Regions from separate parts of the Homo sapiens genome. Here region 1 is linked to region 2. A link is a loop called in an ENCODE intact Hi-C map of the cell type or tissue named here. Cell type or tissue: OCI-LY7. All regions are shown on one strand.

Region 1 (8,000 bases), 450 kb before region 2:
GTATATTGAGAGGCAAATTTAAAACCACATGATAAATTTCCTGGCTGAAGCGGGTTTGGAGATACAGGCGGGGTGGATAGCGCCAGCTCTGCCCCCTAGAAACCGGCGTAAACCTTGGACAAGTTAGTTGCTACGCTTCCTCTGAGCCTTTGTTGTGAAAAGATAAAAGAGTACAGTCCGGAGTCGTTGTGAGAATGAAATGAGATATTTTAAGAGCATTTTGTAAATTCTAAAACTATGTATAAAAAATAAAAGTATAGCCCAAAGGAGGCTAAGAATATGAATGTTCAACTACGCTATTACATTTTCTTAAGGAGAAAAAAAAAGGGCTACAGACGACCTCCCAGGTTTACATGGAAGATTCACTTCCAAATAACTTCAGTCACCAGAGACACCAGGTGTGAGGTACGGTAATGTGCTCACCAGTTTGCCTTCTTGCTGGTCTCAGCCCTGTCTCAGTGACCTCAGCCAACAACTTTTCACTGCTCCTCTCCCAGTCAATTGACAATATAATTTCATTTTCTGCTTTTAAAAAATTTTTTGACTAATTTCCTTCAGCGTCTCGAGAGTCCTTTAAAAGATGTAGCATAACCCAGGGTGGTAACTTCTGGATCCAGACTGCCCGGATTGGATTTATGGTTCCACTCCCTATGTGAACCTCTGCAGTAACTTAACCTCTCTGTATCTTTATCTGCTGAGCTGTAAAAGTGAGGATAAAAATAGTCACCTACTTCATGGAGTTGTCATAAGGAGTAAATGAGTTAATAAGTATATAATATTTAACAGCTGACACAGATCAAGTGCTGTTCAAAGTGTTTAGTGCTATTATAATGTTAGGTCAGTGAGAGTAACCTAGGATAGGCGTCTAGTTGGTTTACAAAATTTAGAGGAACAAACGCCCTATAAGATAGATACACTATCTTGAGAACAAAGGGGATAAGGTCTACAGAACTAAATTGTTGCTATTTACTTCCACTCTGATATTCAGCCCCCTGGGACATAAAGTATATTCAACTCCAAGACCAAGAGAAGCATTTTGTGATCAAGGGAAGCTTGAGCACAGAGATACTAACACTGAAAATCTGACAAAATAAACACAGTGAAATTGACACAGGGAAAAAAATGTACAGAGGATCAATAATAATATTTAATTAACCTATTCCTTCAGTCCCACTCTTAAGGAATCCAATTCGTGGTAACTGCATCCCCAGAAAAAGTGGGTTGTACTGGTGAAACTGAGGATAGGAAGTATGACTATTAACTCACTTGCCACTTGCCCTTAAAAGTTGTTATTCAGGGCAGGGCGCGGTGGCTCACGCCTGTAATCCCAGCACTTTGGGAGGCTGAGGCAGGCGAATCACCTGAGGTCGGGAGTTTTGGACCAGCCTGACCAGCATAGAGAAACCTTGTCTCTACTAAAAATACAAAATTAGCCAGGCGTGATAGCGCACGCCTGTAATCCCAGCTACTCAGGAGGCTGAGGCAGGAGAATCGCTTGAACCTGGGAGGTGGAGGTTTCAGGCCGAGATGGTGCCATTGCACTCCAGCCTGGGCAACAAGAGCAAAACTCTGTCTCAAAAAAAAAAAAAAAAAAAGTTGCTATTCAATTTATTGCTTCTATGTGCCATACACATTCTAAGATATTCTCATGTATGTAACAACGTTGCTTTTGACTTAAGCTAATAGGGAGTAAAACAAAGCTCAGGAGGGTATTTAAAAAAAGCCAATGATAAGGCTTAAACACATTACCATTATCATGATATTGTTAAGATAATGTTTATGTGAGTAATGATCAAATTCATACATCATACTTTTTATATGAAGTAATAAGGGGGCAAAAATTATTTACACCATTTCCATATTGGAAACCCAAGGTTCAGAAAGGCTGTACATACATTCAGTCATAATCTTTGAGAATTCATGGTTGATATGTTTAGGCGGCTGTGGACTCACATCTCCTTTGGGTAGCAACACCTGCTCAAAAATATTTTAAGTAGTTTTTCTTGACATAATCATGCACCACACATTTTTAACCAGTGAATTAATATTTTTCAGGAAGTTCGGAGGTGTCGGGGCCGGGCGGGGCGGGGCGGGGGGGCGGGGCGGTGCGGCAATTGAATCCCCTGGGAAGACATACTATAAGTAACCTAGCATGTCTGGAGTCAGATCAATCTGATTTGAAATCCTAGCTGTATTTACTAGCAGCATGAGATTGTTGCTTAACTTCCATAAACCTCAGTTTTCTCATCAGCAAAATGAAGATCATATTAGCACCACTTTATTAAGATAGAAGGATGAATGAGGTAACTCAAATGTAATGCATAACATAGTAAGTCTCAGTGAATGTTAGCTATTATTATTCAAGACTAACTGATACCAAAACAGTCAAATAGTAATCAAAGAGAAATTATACAATGTTTAGATATGTGTGATAATCATACAAATAGTTATATTTATTGCATATCCCTATGAGTGTAAGACCAACTCTATAGGTAAGTAATGTCTTTGAGATGAAGTTAGGGTTCATCCTTTGCCTGCACCAAAACACTTCCAGATTTTTGCTCTTATTCCTAGACACATGAGAATCAACAGGAGGGACCGGGCAGGGTGGCTCATGCCTGTAATCCCAGCACTTTGGGAGGCCAAGGCAGGTGGATCACCTGAGGTCAGGAGTTCGAGACCAGCCTGGCCCACATGGTGAAACTCTGCCTCTACTAAAAATACAAAAATTAGCCGGGCGTGGTGGCAGTTGCCTGTAATCCCAGCTACTGGGGAGGCTGAAGCAGGAGAATTTTTGAACCTGGGGGTGGAGGTTGCAGCAAGCCAACATTGGGCCAGTGCACTCCATCCTGAGCAACAGATGGGTACTCCATCTCAAAAAAAAAAAAAAAAAGAAAAAAAATTCAACAGGATGTTGAGTGTGATGGCTCACACCTGTAATCCCAGCAGTTTGGGAGGCTGAGACAACAGGATCGCTTGAATACACGAGTCCAAGACCAGCCTGGGCAACACAGGGAGAGCCTGTCTCTATTTTTATTGTTTTTTGTTTTGTTTTTTGAGACGGAGTCTGGCTCTGTTGCCCTGGCTGGAGTGCAGTGGTGAGATCTTGGCTCACTGCAACCTCCACCTCCCAGGTTCAAGTGATTCTCCTGCCTCAGCCTCCTGATTAGCTGGAATTACAGGCGCCCAGCTAATTTTTGTATTTTTAGTAGAAACTTGGGGTTTCACCATGTTGGCCAGGCTGGCCTCGAACTCCTGACCTCAAGTGATCCGCCCACCTGAGCCTCCCAAAGTGCTGGGATTACAGGCATGAGCCATCTCACCTGGCCCCTGTCTCTATTTTTAAAAAATAAATAGAATCAACAGGAGAGCTCCCAAAAACTGATTAAATCAGCATTGGCGTCCAGGCACCAATATTTTTTCAGAGCCCTCCAGGGGATTTTAATACACAGCCAGGGTAAAGACCCAAGTTTACACAACAGAGATGTTAGAATTAACTATCCATTTGGTTGTGCTGAAATACACATGTTATCTAGCCATTTCAGCTAGTCAGATTAGCTGATTAGAATATGACAACTAAATTTGCAGTACAGGCCCGGTGTGGTGTCTCCCATGTGTAATCCCAGCATTTTGGGAGGCTGAGGTGGGCGGATCACCTAAGGTCGGGAGTTCAAGACCAGCCTGGTCCAACATGGTGAAACCCCATCTCTATTAAAAATATAAAAATTAGCTGGGCGTGGTGGTGGGCACCTGTAATCCCACCTACTCAGGAGGCTGAGGCAGGAGAATCACTTGAACCTGGGAGGCGGGTGTTGCAGTGAGCTGAGATAGTGCCACTGCACTCCGGTCTAGGTGACAGAATGAGACTCCCTCTCAAAAAAAAAAAAAGAAAGAAAGAAAGAAAAAGAAAACAAATTGCAGTACAAAGCATTTTAAAGTTTTTGATGGGATAATATGAAGGTACTGGGGGAAGGCCTATAAAATTGAGGGTTTAATGAAAACAAAATCTTCCCTAACAGAGTTACCCAGGTCCAGTCAACCCCACGTCTCTGATTCTACTTGAGTACACAGTATATCTACATCAGCCAGAAAAACATAATTTACAAATGAAATAACAATAAATTGTTTGTCTGTTGCAGGTCAAGCGAAAACCTTTAAGTGCCCTATACACATCATCTGTTGCAAATCATTTCCCCCTGGGTTTGAAGACAAGGAAACTAGCGGGGATTTGATCAAAACTAGAGGCCTCGAAGTAGTAAAGAGAATTGTAAACAAGAATTTAATCTTTGAGATAGTTATCATCAGTACCTAAAATAGTGTTCTTTGTGGATTATCTAACGTTATAACTGCAAAATTCACGTGGCTGGAGAAAAGGTGGTTGGTGTCTAATGTTAGAACCTTGACTAGCAAATAAGGAACGGTAGCGGCAGCTGCAGTAAATCTAGCTCTCCCCACTGTTTCCTCTCCTGGAGCCAGCCGGCTAGAACCAGCCTGACAACAGTCTTTGCAGTAGAATAGCTAAACACTGATCTAGCCTTTCTCCACCCACATCCCTCCTCCTTTTCCCTGCTCCATCTCAGCACATTAAACTGAGCTTTCTCTCTATGCTAAGAAAATGCAGATGCCAGACACAAAGGGAGGAAAGACCATACATTGGCTGAATCACAGAAGAGAAAGAATGGGTGGAAAGAAAACACAGTCTTGGCAAGAAACATGATACAGGTTTTCCCCCTACTTCTTTAATTGTATCTGGTTAAGATTTTTTTTTCCTCTACCACATAGAAATTACCTGGAATGCTTGTTTAAAATGCAGATTCCTTGACCTCTGCCTCTGACCTGAATGAGCCTGTGTACCTGCATTTCTTGAGCAACTCAAAGCATCTAAAATCAGCAATTTATCTGCATTTGGAATAAGCATACTAAATGATCTTTAGACACATGAAAGTTTGAGCACAGTGTCTTAGAGACCAAAATAACCATTTGTAAAATGCTCTTTATTTAAAGCCCTCAACATTTATAAACTCATTGTAGCCTCAAGCAACATTCTAAGGTTGAGCAAATATTGTTAGTCCTCTCTGACTGAAGAGAAAATGAGGCAATGAAATTAAATCGTTGGCAGCAATTTCCTAGTCCTGATTTCCCTGTCTTTGGGAGGATCTTAGAAGTATAACAACCTGGGAAGAATGAAAGAAGAAAAAAATGAAATAAGAAAATATGGAAAGGCACATTAGATGTGTTCTCATTTAAAGAATAGAGGAAGCATCAAGTATTAAAGGAAAAAAAAAACCCTCTCTTGGTGCAGGGAAACATGACTGAATTTGTAGATAATGCATCCATAGAATCCAACCAGAGAAATGATAATATGCAAACCACATAAGGGCTGTGTGCATCTGTCACACATCTGTGTCACCAGCAACACCTTGAATGATTAGTGAACATTTACAGATTAAATGAATGAATGAAGTCTGGAAGCATCCTAATGGCCTGGCACCACCATAATTATCCTGATCTGCCTTGCTGTTTTTTGTACAATGAAAGACTTAGACTGGGGAGCCCTGTTCAGTAGTCTAAGTTCATGTGGTTATCCTATGTTCAAAGAAACATCAGTTTATTTCTATTCAATCTAAATTCTTAACCTGTCCTATTTCCTAATTCTTTTCTTTTTTGTTTGTTTGTTTGTCTTTTTGAGACAGTCTCACTCTGTCACCCAGGCGGGAGTGCAGTGGCTCGATCTCTACTCCAACCTTTGCCTCCTGGGTTCAAACAATTCTGGTGCCTCATCCTCCGGAGTAGCTGGGATTACAGGCATGCACCACTGCACCTGGCAAATTTTTGTATTTTTAGTAGAGATGGGGGTCTCACCATGTTGCCCAGGCTGGTCTTGAACTCCTGACCTCAGTTGATCTGCCTGCCTTGGCCTCCCAAAGTGCTGGGATTACAGTCGTGAGCCACTGCACCCAACCCCTACAAAAACCAAAAACTTTAAAAAAAAAAAATTTGGCCAAGTGTGGTGGCACATGCCTATAGTCCCAGCTGCTTGGAAGATTGAGGCAGGAGGATTGCTTGAGCCCAGGAGTTCTAGGCTGCAGTGAACCATGATCATGCTACTGCACTCATACAGGTTCCCATCTTTCGTATTGTTTCGCAGAACTTTTCTGGGTAACTGGGACAGACAACTTAGATACTTGCTTAATAAATAAATGGTAAAGGTAGACTTAGGCATGAGGATCACACCACAGAAATACTTGAAACACATAGTTACATCACTGTCCCCAGTCTCATAATAAACCTATCGTATCTTAGAACATGGAGTGTTCTAACCCTACTGGGTTTGGATTATCTTCTTTTTTTGTTTTGTTTTGTTTTTTGAGACGGACTCTCGCTCTGTCGCCAGGCTGGAGTGGAATGGCACAATCTTGGCTCACTGCAACCTCTGCCTCCCGGGTTCAAGTGATTCTCCTGCCTCAGCCTCCCAACTAGCTAGGATTACAGGCATGCACCACCACACCCAGCTAATTTTTGTATTTTTAGGAGAGAGGGGGTTTCACCATGTTGGCTGGGATGGTCTCGATATCCTGACCTCATGATCCACCTGCATTGGCCTTCCAAAGTGTTGGGATTACAGGCGTGAGCCACTGCACCTGGCCTGGAGTATCTTCTTTTTACAGATGAGCAAACGGAGACACAGTGAGGTTAAGTAACTTGTCCGAAGTCACTCAGCTAGCAAAATAGCAGAGCCAAGATTTGAATCCGAGTAGCAAAGTACATGCTCTTAACTGCTTTGTCAAACACTGTTTGTAATCCCTCCGAAGACTATAAAAAGGATTGTCTGCAGTTTCCCCCCACTTCTTAGTAAAGTTTTACTTAGATATCAATGCCTGCTGTTTGGGTTCATGCTTCAGTAGCATTTACTAACGTGAAAAATAATGGTACATACATTATAATTTGCCACAAAGGACCCAAGAATCCATTAACTGAGCATCACCTCTAAAGATTCAACAAAAAATTGTTACTAACACATACATGATTCTTCAAATATGTATGGATTCTATTTTGATAAAGTATAACTCCATTTAAGTCATAAATGGATTTTCTACAGTCATAGAATCTTTTTATCAATTATGCTTTTTCTCGAACTTCAGGCATGAAAAAATGACTGTATTGTAGGAAACTGTAAAATGTTTTGAGGTTTAAAAAGGGACCCACTGACATGCTGGGACAAAGAGGGTTTAGCAGAAAATCCTGAGTTTAGTGGAGAAAACATGGCTTATTGCCTAATAGAGTGGGCAAAAGTAGGTCAGAGTCCCTGACAGTCACAGCTGGTAAGGAGTGATGTCACTAGAGAAATGGGGATGGGGGAGGTGGAATTTAAGGTGGGGAAGTAGAGAGACCCTTTGAGGGCGCAGAAGAGGGGGGATTTACAGAGGCAGGTTTTAAGTCAGCCTTTTGTAGGCTGATTGCAGAAACAGCTGAAGCCCCATTTTCTCCTACCTATACCCAGCCTGCGTTCTCCCAGGCCTCATTCCCCACCTCCGCATCACCACCATACCCTCTCTGCTGGAGACAAAGACACCGGAGAAAGGACTGGGGAGAAAGACAAACCTGAAAAGGAGTGATTTCAATAAAAGAGAGAAAGGTGAGGAAAAAGTGAAGGAGACTTTAATCAAATCCAGGGAAACGTGACAGAGAGGAAGAAATAACAAAGAGAGGCAGATGGAAAAAAGAGTAGGAAGTACAGGAGGAAAATATGGCTGAATGAAACAAGACAGATTAATGAATAGAGCAAAGTAGTGTTAGAAATATAATTTCTATTAATTATTTTGGTTTAAAATATTAATTGAGCAAAATGCTGAGAAAGAGAGATTGTAATGGTTGCAGTTTGAAGTCAAAATATATAGTTACAATGTTTTGGCAACAAAGCAAAACTAGGCTGCTCCCAACGAGGACGTCTCTTTTCAGCCCACATTCAGTCTAAAAGTTATGCTGTCCTTGTGTTTACC
Region 2 (8,000 bases):
TGAAACATGACCTATAAAGGTCTCTACACCCTGAAGCAACGATTTAGAAAGAAATCAATTGGTCCTTTTCTGCAGAAATCATTAACCATAGGAGAGATAAAGGAAAAACTTCAAGGTACTGATTGAACTTCCATGCCCATAGCTTAACTTCTAAAAGGCAACCATTCCATACTGTTAAACTGCCTTAGGTTGTTATTACTGTTATTAAAGACACCCTCAAAGCCAGAAGTTGAATCTTGACTGTAGTTCTTGCACATACACGCACACTCTCGCAATTGAAACCACTCAGATTGTCCTAATGCTGCTACCCATAGCAACACCACCTGGAATTTTACGTTTGTTTTTAAGCATCCGTCGTAATCTTCACTTGCTCCTGAACACATCGCACCTGTGAGAACCACGTGACATTAAAAAAATCCCTTCAGTGAGGCCGGGCATGGTGGCTCACGCCTGTAATCCCAGCCCTTTGGGAGGCCAAGGCAGGTGGATCATGATGTCAAGAGATTGAGACCATCCTGGCCAACATGGTAAAACCCTGTCTCTACTAAAATTACAAAAATTAGCTGGGCATGGTGACGCGTGCCTGTAGTCCCAGCTACTCCAGAGGCTGAGGCAGGAGAATCGCTTGAGCCCGGGAGGCAGAGGTTGCAGTGAGCTGAGATCCTGCCACTGCACTCCAGCCTGGCAACAGAGGGAGACTGTCTAAAACAAAAAAATCCCTTCAGTGCCTTGATCCTTCCAGATTCAGATCCAAGAGAGATGACATTTGTTCATCACCAGAGACTGCACACCAAGATAAAGATTTCTTCTGGCCGGGCGCGGTGGGTCACGCCTGTAATCCCAGCACCTTGGGAGGCAGAGGTGGGTGGATAACCTGAGGTCAGGAATTTGAGACCAGCCTGGCCAACGTGTTCAAACCCTGTCTCTACTAAAAATACAAGTGGCCCGGCAGGGTGGCTCACGCCTGTAATCCCAGCTACTCGGGAGGCTGAGGCAGGAGAATCGCTTGAACCTGGGAGGTGGAGGTTGCAGTGAGCCAAGATCGCACCATTGCACTCCAGCCTGGGCAACAAGAGAGCAAAACTCCGTCTCCAAAAAAAAAAGAAAAAAAGATTTCTTCTGTGTGCATGGCTCAGCTCTGTGGTCCACTAGCGTCCTTCCTCAGTCTGCTTCCAATCTATGGACTCAGGAAAGACTGAACCAACCTAGATTTATTAATATTTTAGTATAACATAATACAATGTTACTTACTATGGCATTGACCATATATGCCCTTTTGCTCCTTGGAGGAAAGACAATTAATAGCTATTATGTGAGTTAAGAAAATAAGCCCAGGATTTATGAGTACAACTAACCTGTTCCCATTGGTTTTCCTTGTCTCCTGCAGGCAGAGAGCTGATCAAAACAGCAAAAGCAAAGCAGTGCCCCTGGCCCAGTTCTGAAGCCAACCTTCCTTAATCACCCAGACCCATCCCTGGTTAGGACTTGCTGTGGATTCTTAGGTGACTCCATCTCAGGATACAGGGACTGAGAGGGTGTATGCACCATCTCAGACCCAGAAACCGTTGATTCTGCCTAAAAACACAGCAATAACCACATCCCATCCTCTTGATTTAAATGAAAGTGTTTGGAGGAATAAAAGATGAACCTTTTTTTTTCTTTGTCAGATCTTGCGCTCATTTGGTTCTGGTGTGGAACAACAGCTATAAGAGAACAAGTGTATTCAATTAGAATTAATTCCCCTCTCTTATTCTCATAGCTGAGCAGGGCTCAAGTGGCTCTCATCTGAAAGAGGTAATAAGATTTTATCTGTCTCCTCATCTACCTTTTGCAAGTGTACTTAACAAATTCGCTCTCGGGACTCTTCCAAATGGAGTTTTATGAGGAATTTGCTAAGGTAAACGTTTTAGACTTTGAACACAGTTCAGATTTCAGGGGCAGTACTGAAATCTGAACTGTGTTGCTAACTGCCCTGCCTTTCAACTCAAGACACAATAACTTTGAACTAAAATAATTATATTTTTGTTGTTTTCCACTCTGTCCCCACGTCTATATCACCACCACCCCCAATCCCACCCCGCAGGAGCTAACTCCTCCTTCCTGTCCCTGCAAGATCAAAACTCCTCCTGCAAGCCCCGCTAGCTCTGTCTGCTCACCTTCGTGGCAGATATCGCTATCGTACTTTTATCCTCATTTGTGTGATAAGTATTTCAATGTCCACTTCTTCCACGAGCCCCTGAGCCCCTGGAGGGCCTGGACCACACCTACTTTTTCTCACCGTTACATCTCCCTTGTCAGGCACATGGTAGGCGCTTAATAAGTATTTTTGATGAACGAATGGCTTGTTTGGTGACAGTCCAAAGGCTGGGGGACAGAGGGAAAGCTCCCTCGTTTCGGGCCCCAGACGGGTGGCGCTGATGGAGAGGAGGTTAGGATAAGGCCTCCAGGACCGAAGCGCGCACCCGTAAGGCCTCTGCTAAAAAGACCTTCCTGAAGGCGGAGGAACTGCGAGAGTGCCTACGTTAGCCCAAGACCTGACCCGTCGATCCCAGGGACCCTCACCCTAACTGGCCCCGCCTCCCGGGCCCCAAACTCGGACTCCGCCCCGCCCGAAGCTCCGGATCCTGGGGCCCGCCCCTGGCCCCGCGTAGGCAGACCGTGGGCTCGCTCCTGGGCCTGCCTCAAACCCTCCGCAGGTAACGCCTCCCGAACTTGAGCCACATTCCGATCCTCTCCTCAAACCCCTCCCCGTTTCCCACACCCTGGACCCCTCGCTCCGTCTCGGCCCCGCCCCAAGCCCAGCTAGGTCTCGGACCCTGAGCCCAGCCCCGACCAGCCTCCCAGTCCCTGGGTCCCTCCCGCCACCGGCCCCTCCCTAAGCTCCGCCTCCCAGGGCCCGCCTCCTGAGCGCAGCCCAGCCGGGACTCGGCACCGCCTCCCGGACCCTGGGCCCCTCCCCACGTGGGCCCGTCCTAAGCTCCGCCTCCCAGAGTCCGCGCACCGCCTGGCCATGTGCCAAGACATAGTCAACGCCCCGCCCCTGCCCCGCCTCCTGAGCCCTTCTCTGGGTCTGGCCTTAGCCCCGCCCTAAGACCTGTCTCCTGGGCTCTGCTCTGAGTCCCGCCTCCTGAACCCAATGGCGTTTATCCCCGCCCTAATGCCCGCCTCCAGGACTCTTATCCTGCCCCCACGCAAGGCACTGCCTCCAGGACGCCACCAACCTGGACGCTTCCGAAGCCCAGCTTCCAGGATCGCCCTATCCTGGCCCCGCCCCAAGACCCGCCAACCTGGTCTCTACCCAGGACCTGCCCCAGTGAGGCTTATCCTGGCCCTACCCCAGGCCTCGCCCTCATGGCGCTCATCCTGGCCCCACCCCAGGCCCCGCCCTCCTAAGGCTCACCTTAGCCCCGCCCTAGAGTCCGCCCCCAGGACGCACCTCCTGACCCTACCCCCCAGGCCCCGCCCCCTCCCTGCCCCCGCGCACTGCCCCGGACCCGCCCCCTCTTCAGTCCAGGCCGGCTTCCTCCAGGTCTCCCGGCAACGCTGCGGCCCCGCCCACGTCATGGCGCCCGAGGAGAACGCGGGATCGAACTCTTGCTGCAGGGTTTCGATCGCCGCTTCCTGGCGGCGCGCACACTGCGCTCCTTCCCCTGGCATGTGGGCGGCGGGGCGAGCGGAGAGGCCCGCGGGGCTCGCGGGAGTCCAGGGGCAGACGGGATGGGTCTCCGTGCTGAAACCCCCGGCGCTCCGGCTACGTGAGTTCCTGGGCTCTCCCCGGTCAGGGCCGCCAGACCCGGTTCCGTCCCTGGGGCCTGGCCAGAGTCGCTCGCACCCCTTCTGCCCCGCGAGCTGGCGGCGGAAGCTGGGGGTGTCTCCACCGCCTTGGGGGGCAGACGCGCGCTCGGTGTGGGGTACAGTTCACGATCCTTTTCACGACTTTTAAAAGGCAGTAATCGTTCTGGTCACTGGGACACTGGGACACAGCTGCACTCGCCCATTCTAAAAAGTCAGCGCCCTCAGGCCCGCGGGTAACCACCTCCTCCTGAGCGCGGTGGCCAGATCACAGGCTGTGCCTCGTGCCTCAGTGTTCTCATCTGTATGTCGAGCACTGCACAGAATTGGCTCATGCGCTGAGGCTTTCACACCTGTGATGGAAGAGAAAGAGAAGGGGGTGGCCTCTCCTCTCCCTGGGGACCTGCCATTCTCAGCACAGGCGCATGGCAGGCAGCAGCCTCCCTTCTGCCAGCAGAGGGGCTTAATGCACCCCGCTCCATTTGTAATTCATGTGCAGTGAGCTCACTGGGATGAGTCAGTTTGGATATATATTCCTCCCTGGGTCTGCCCCATTTTATGGGGTGTTGCTTAATCATTTGCATTCTTCCATTGACATAAAATATTTAGCACTCAGAGATCATTTCTGGTCAGGAGAAATTTGTGCATTTTTAATCCAAAATAGAAACCTTCATAAAAGCATCATAGGTCTCCATTCAATATTGACTATAATTGTTCACATGCCCACGCTGAATGCTAACTTGGGCTCACCCTCAACACCCACGAGGTGGGTACTATTATTATCACTCACATTTGACCAGAGGGATTGTTTGATTAGGGTGAAGTAGTTGAGAGTTCAGACCCAGGAGACAGCCTGCCTGCTTCGAATCCTGGCCCAACCCCTTGCCCTGTGTGACCTTGGGCAAGTGACTGCATCTCTCTGTGCTATTGTTTTCTTATTAATGGGGGATATAATGATACCTACCTCTTAGGGTTGTTGTCAGCGTTGAGTACAAAAGCCTGTGGATCAGTGCCTGGCTCATGGTAAATGCATGTCGGTGTTAGCTAGTGTTTTATTCAGTCTCAAAATGTTTAATAAATGCCTTCCGTGAGCCAGGCACCATGGATCAGCAGTACCCATGATAGATGAGGCTCTGCTTGCATGGGAGAGCCAGAGAATAAACAGATAAATGAATAAACAAGAAAAGACCAGATGAGAGTGGCTTTAAAGCCAATAAAACAGGGAAATGGTGAATGGAGCAACTGGGGAGAAGAGTCACCAAAGTCAGGGAATCATGGAAGCTTTCCCCAAAGAGGTGGCATTTGAACTGGGGCCTGAGTGGTGAAGCAGCCAGCCATGGGAAGGGTTTGGGGAACAGGATATGCAAAGGCCCTGTGGTGGAAACAAGCCAGCTGTGGTTGAGGAACAACAGCAAGGCAGCCAGTGTGGCTGGAGTGGAGTGAGCAGGGTGGGCCAGGGGTGAGGGAGAACAGGCCAGAGAGAGGGATTAGCACCAGGTCTTGTAGGGCTTTTTATGGCATAGAAGGAGCTCTGAAGCAATGAAGTGCCTTGCCGTGTGCCACATGCCAGCCGAGACAGTCTGCCTAACTCGGGAGCCAAAGTTCGCTGCTGGGCTTGAGGCCCCTATAAGAGGACAATGTAACCCAGGCTGGTATGGGCACATTCTGCATTTCCACTTAAACTCAGATGGCAAGCCCATCAAACCTTGGTGCCATGGCTGCCCTGGTAATTCCTGGCTGACCAGTGCAACCAGGGAGCTGGCCCATGACCTGGGTGGCAGCTGAGTAGCCAGGACTCATGCGGCCAAGAGTCAGCCTTCTTCCTGTGACTCATCCAGGTGCACCCTGCGACATCTGAAGGTCAGGCTTTCAGCCGCTGTGGCTTCCACTTCCAACTGGCTCCACGTCCCCAGGGAGGGATCACATAGAGCTTTGCCAACACATTCTATTGCGTGTTTTAATGTTCCTGTGAATGCGCCCTTGAGATTTCTCCCTCCCCCGTCCACACTGAGCTTAGAAGCAAAGTTAAGAGACTCATCAGATTCTGAGCTGCTGCGGGATATTTTGCAGAAGGTAAGAATCCCAGAGTCCCTGGGACTCATGACTCTGCCTCCTGAATCTCTCCGGAAGACCTGAGAGAAGAACCACAGGTGTGCTTGTACCCTTTAAAAACAGCCCTCTTCAAAGAACAAAACCATTGAGTCAGCACTGCAGGTGGGTGTCAGCACCTCCGACAGCTCCTGCGCTTTCGTTTTCTATCTAAGACTTAGACAAAGACATCAGAATATACAAAAATCTGCAAGAGGGGGGAAATCTAGGGAATGTTTTTTAAACCATCCACAGCAAAAACAGAGATGACAGGTGCAAAACAGCTTCTAGCATTTGGTAGATGCTCAGAGACTTTCTTTTTTGCATTCATGAGGCCTGTCCCACCCACTCCTGTCTCTTCTAGACCTAAATGGGCCCTTGCTTTGCCCAGGGTGGGGTTTGGACTCAAGTGCATCTGCATGCAGGTGAGAGCCAGGATCACCACCCGGCCCAGCCACAGCCTGACCTTGGCCTTGAGGGCCAAGTGCAGATCACCCTGCATCCTGGGTCTTCACCTTCGAAGGGCCATGAGCCCTTCTGAAAAGACAAAGCAATAGACTCCCTCCCAGAAAGAAGTGCACCAAAAGAATACCTTTTCCATACAAACTCAGGGGAGGCAGACATCCTCCACTCCCACCCACCCAGCCCATCCTAGGAGCCCCGGAAAAGAATTCCTGTGCTAGAGGTGAACCAAGATTATCCACGTGGAAAAGATGCAGCCACAGCAGGGAAGACTTTCGGGGCAATACAGTAGGTCAGGGCTTCGAGCATGGAGATACCTGAAGTTGTCTTGCACCTTGCTCTGAGTTTCACCCTGAGCCTCACTCTGGTAGGTGGTGAAGCATGAGATATAGGGAGAGCTGCTTTAAAACCCAGCACAAGGCTGGGTGCACTGGCTCACACCTGTAATCCCAGGTCTTTGGGAGGCTGAGGTGGACGGATCACCTAAGGTCAGGAGTTCAAGACCAGCCTAGCCAACATGGCAAAAACCCATCTCTACTAAAAATAAAAAAATTAGCTGGGCATGGCGGTGCACGCCTATAGTCCCAGCTACTCAGGAGGCTGAGGCAGGAGAATCGCTTGAACCCAGGAGGCGGAGGCTGCAGTGAGCCAAGATCTGGCCATTGCACTCCAGCCTGGGCAACAGAGCGAGACTCTGTGTCAGAAAAAATGAAAAACCAGCACCAGCATGAAGAGCCTGTGTATTGCGTGGGGTACTTTGCTGCCCTTGGGCAGAATCTGCATCCCTCCCAGCCAGCAGGCGCTGCGGACCGTCTCCTCCCTCTCCCTCCAGGCTCCTGTTTTCCCGCCGTCCCCCCTCCTGCTGCACCAGTCCCTCTGCCCTCCGTTCCATGTGCCAGCCCGTGGCCACCTCAGAGCTTGCACAGGCTGTTCCCACTGCCTGGAACTTGCTCATCCTGCACTTGGCTTCTCTCGGCTTTAGCTGGAGTCACCCTGAGCGCCCCCTCCCCTCCATCCTGTCCCCAGGGACACATGATCCAAGAGAGCAGTTGCTGAGTGGGCCTTCCCACCTCTTCCATAGAGCCAGACAGTTGGCGACTGTCCTTACTGCAAACCCTGGTTCACACTGGCTCCCCTGGGAGGGAGGTGGTTGGGACCCACATGCCCTGTGTTCCTGCTCAGAATGGGCGTTAGAAATGCTGCCATAGCCTGTGCCACTGCAGTGGAAGCATTTTTAGGAAACGGCTTACATCTTAAGACGAACTTCAGATGCGTGGGGCCAGAACGCTGTGTCCATCTGCATCTTTGCTGAGGGATCAGGTAGCCTGGAGTTTGCCCTCTGTTGTGTTGGCTTGAAGCTCATAGGAGACTTAAGACGGGCTCTCGAGCAACCAACGTTCTGTCCTTTGCCGTAGACTGTGAAGCATCCTGTGTGTGTGTGAAGCACCCGCCGTCAGTCAAGTATGCCCGGTGCTTTCTCTCAGAACTCATCAAAAAGGTCAGTTATGGGCAGTGTCCGCCCAGTAGCCGGACAGCATAGCCACCTGCGTGCTGGAGCCCCCGTCCTTCCCAGGCCCTGGGCCTGCTTTGCAAACCCCAGCATGGCAGGGGCCTCCGCAGGCAACTGGCTGCAGCTGAGTGTGACCCATGGGAGACAG

The links. A loop is a pair of places that touch in the nucleus more often than their neighbours do. Peaks named below come from ENCODE experiments on the same cell type or tissue, not always from the same donor. Only the 100,000 strongest peaks of a DNase experiment are listed, where the experiment ranks them.
Region 1: it touches region 2 in a loop (17-fold over the local background); 3 of 110 quality-filtered maps call a loop at or near these places.

The regions. Positions count from the first base shown.
Region 1 is chr12:8,689,290-8,697,289 of GRCh38, reverse strand. It overlaps a transcript of RIMKLB not described here. Among named protein-coding and RNA genes, the nearest start is that of RIMKLB, 4.7 kb to the left of the region's middle. In OCI-LY7, a CTCF peak has its summit at 17; DNase peaks (open chromatin) are centred at 409, 2,009 and 4,439; H3K4me3 peaks cover 4,671 bases; H3K27ac peaks cover 7,335 bases.
Region 2 is chr12:8,238,507-8,246,506 of GRCh38, reverse strand. It overlaps LINC02449 (long intergenic non-protein coding RNA 2449), which reads right to left. Exons shown (of 3, transcript NR_120454.1): 2 at 7,593-7,770; 3 at 3,943-4,145. It overlaps LOC112268090 (a long non-coding RNA gene), which reads right to left and starts at 2,484. Exons shown (of 7, transcript XR_007063199.1): 1 at 2,157-2,484; 2 at 1,649-1,703; 3 at 1,356-1,527. It also overlaps the pseudogene FAM86FP. RefSeq lists an enhancer at 1,837-2,336 and silencers at 2,529-2,578, 2,639-2,688, 2,779-3,158, 3,369-3,478, 3,639-3,818. In OCI-LY7, no CTCF peak of the experiment used is centred here; DNase peaks (open chromatin) are centred at 2,961, 3,366 and 4,119; H3K4me3 peaks cover 1,941 bases.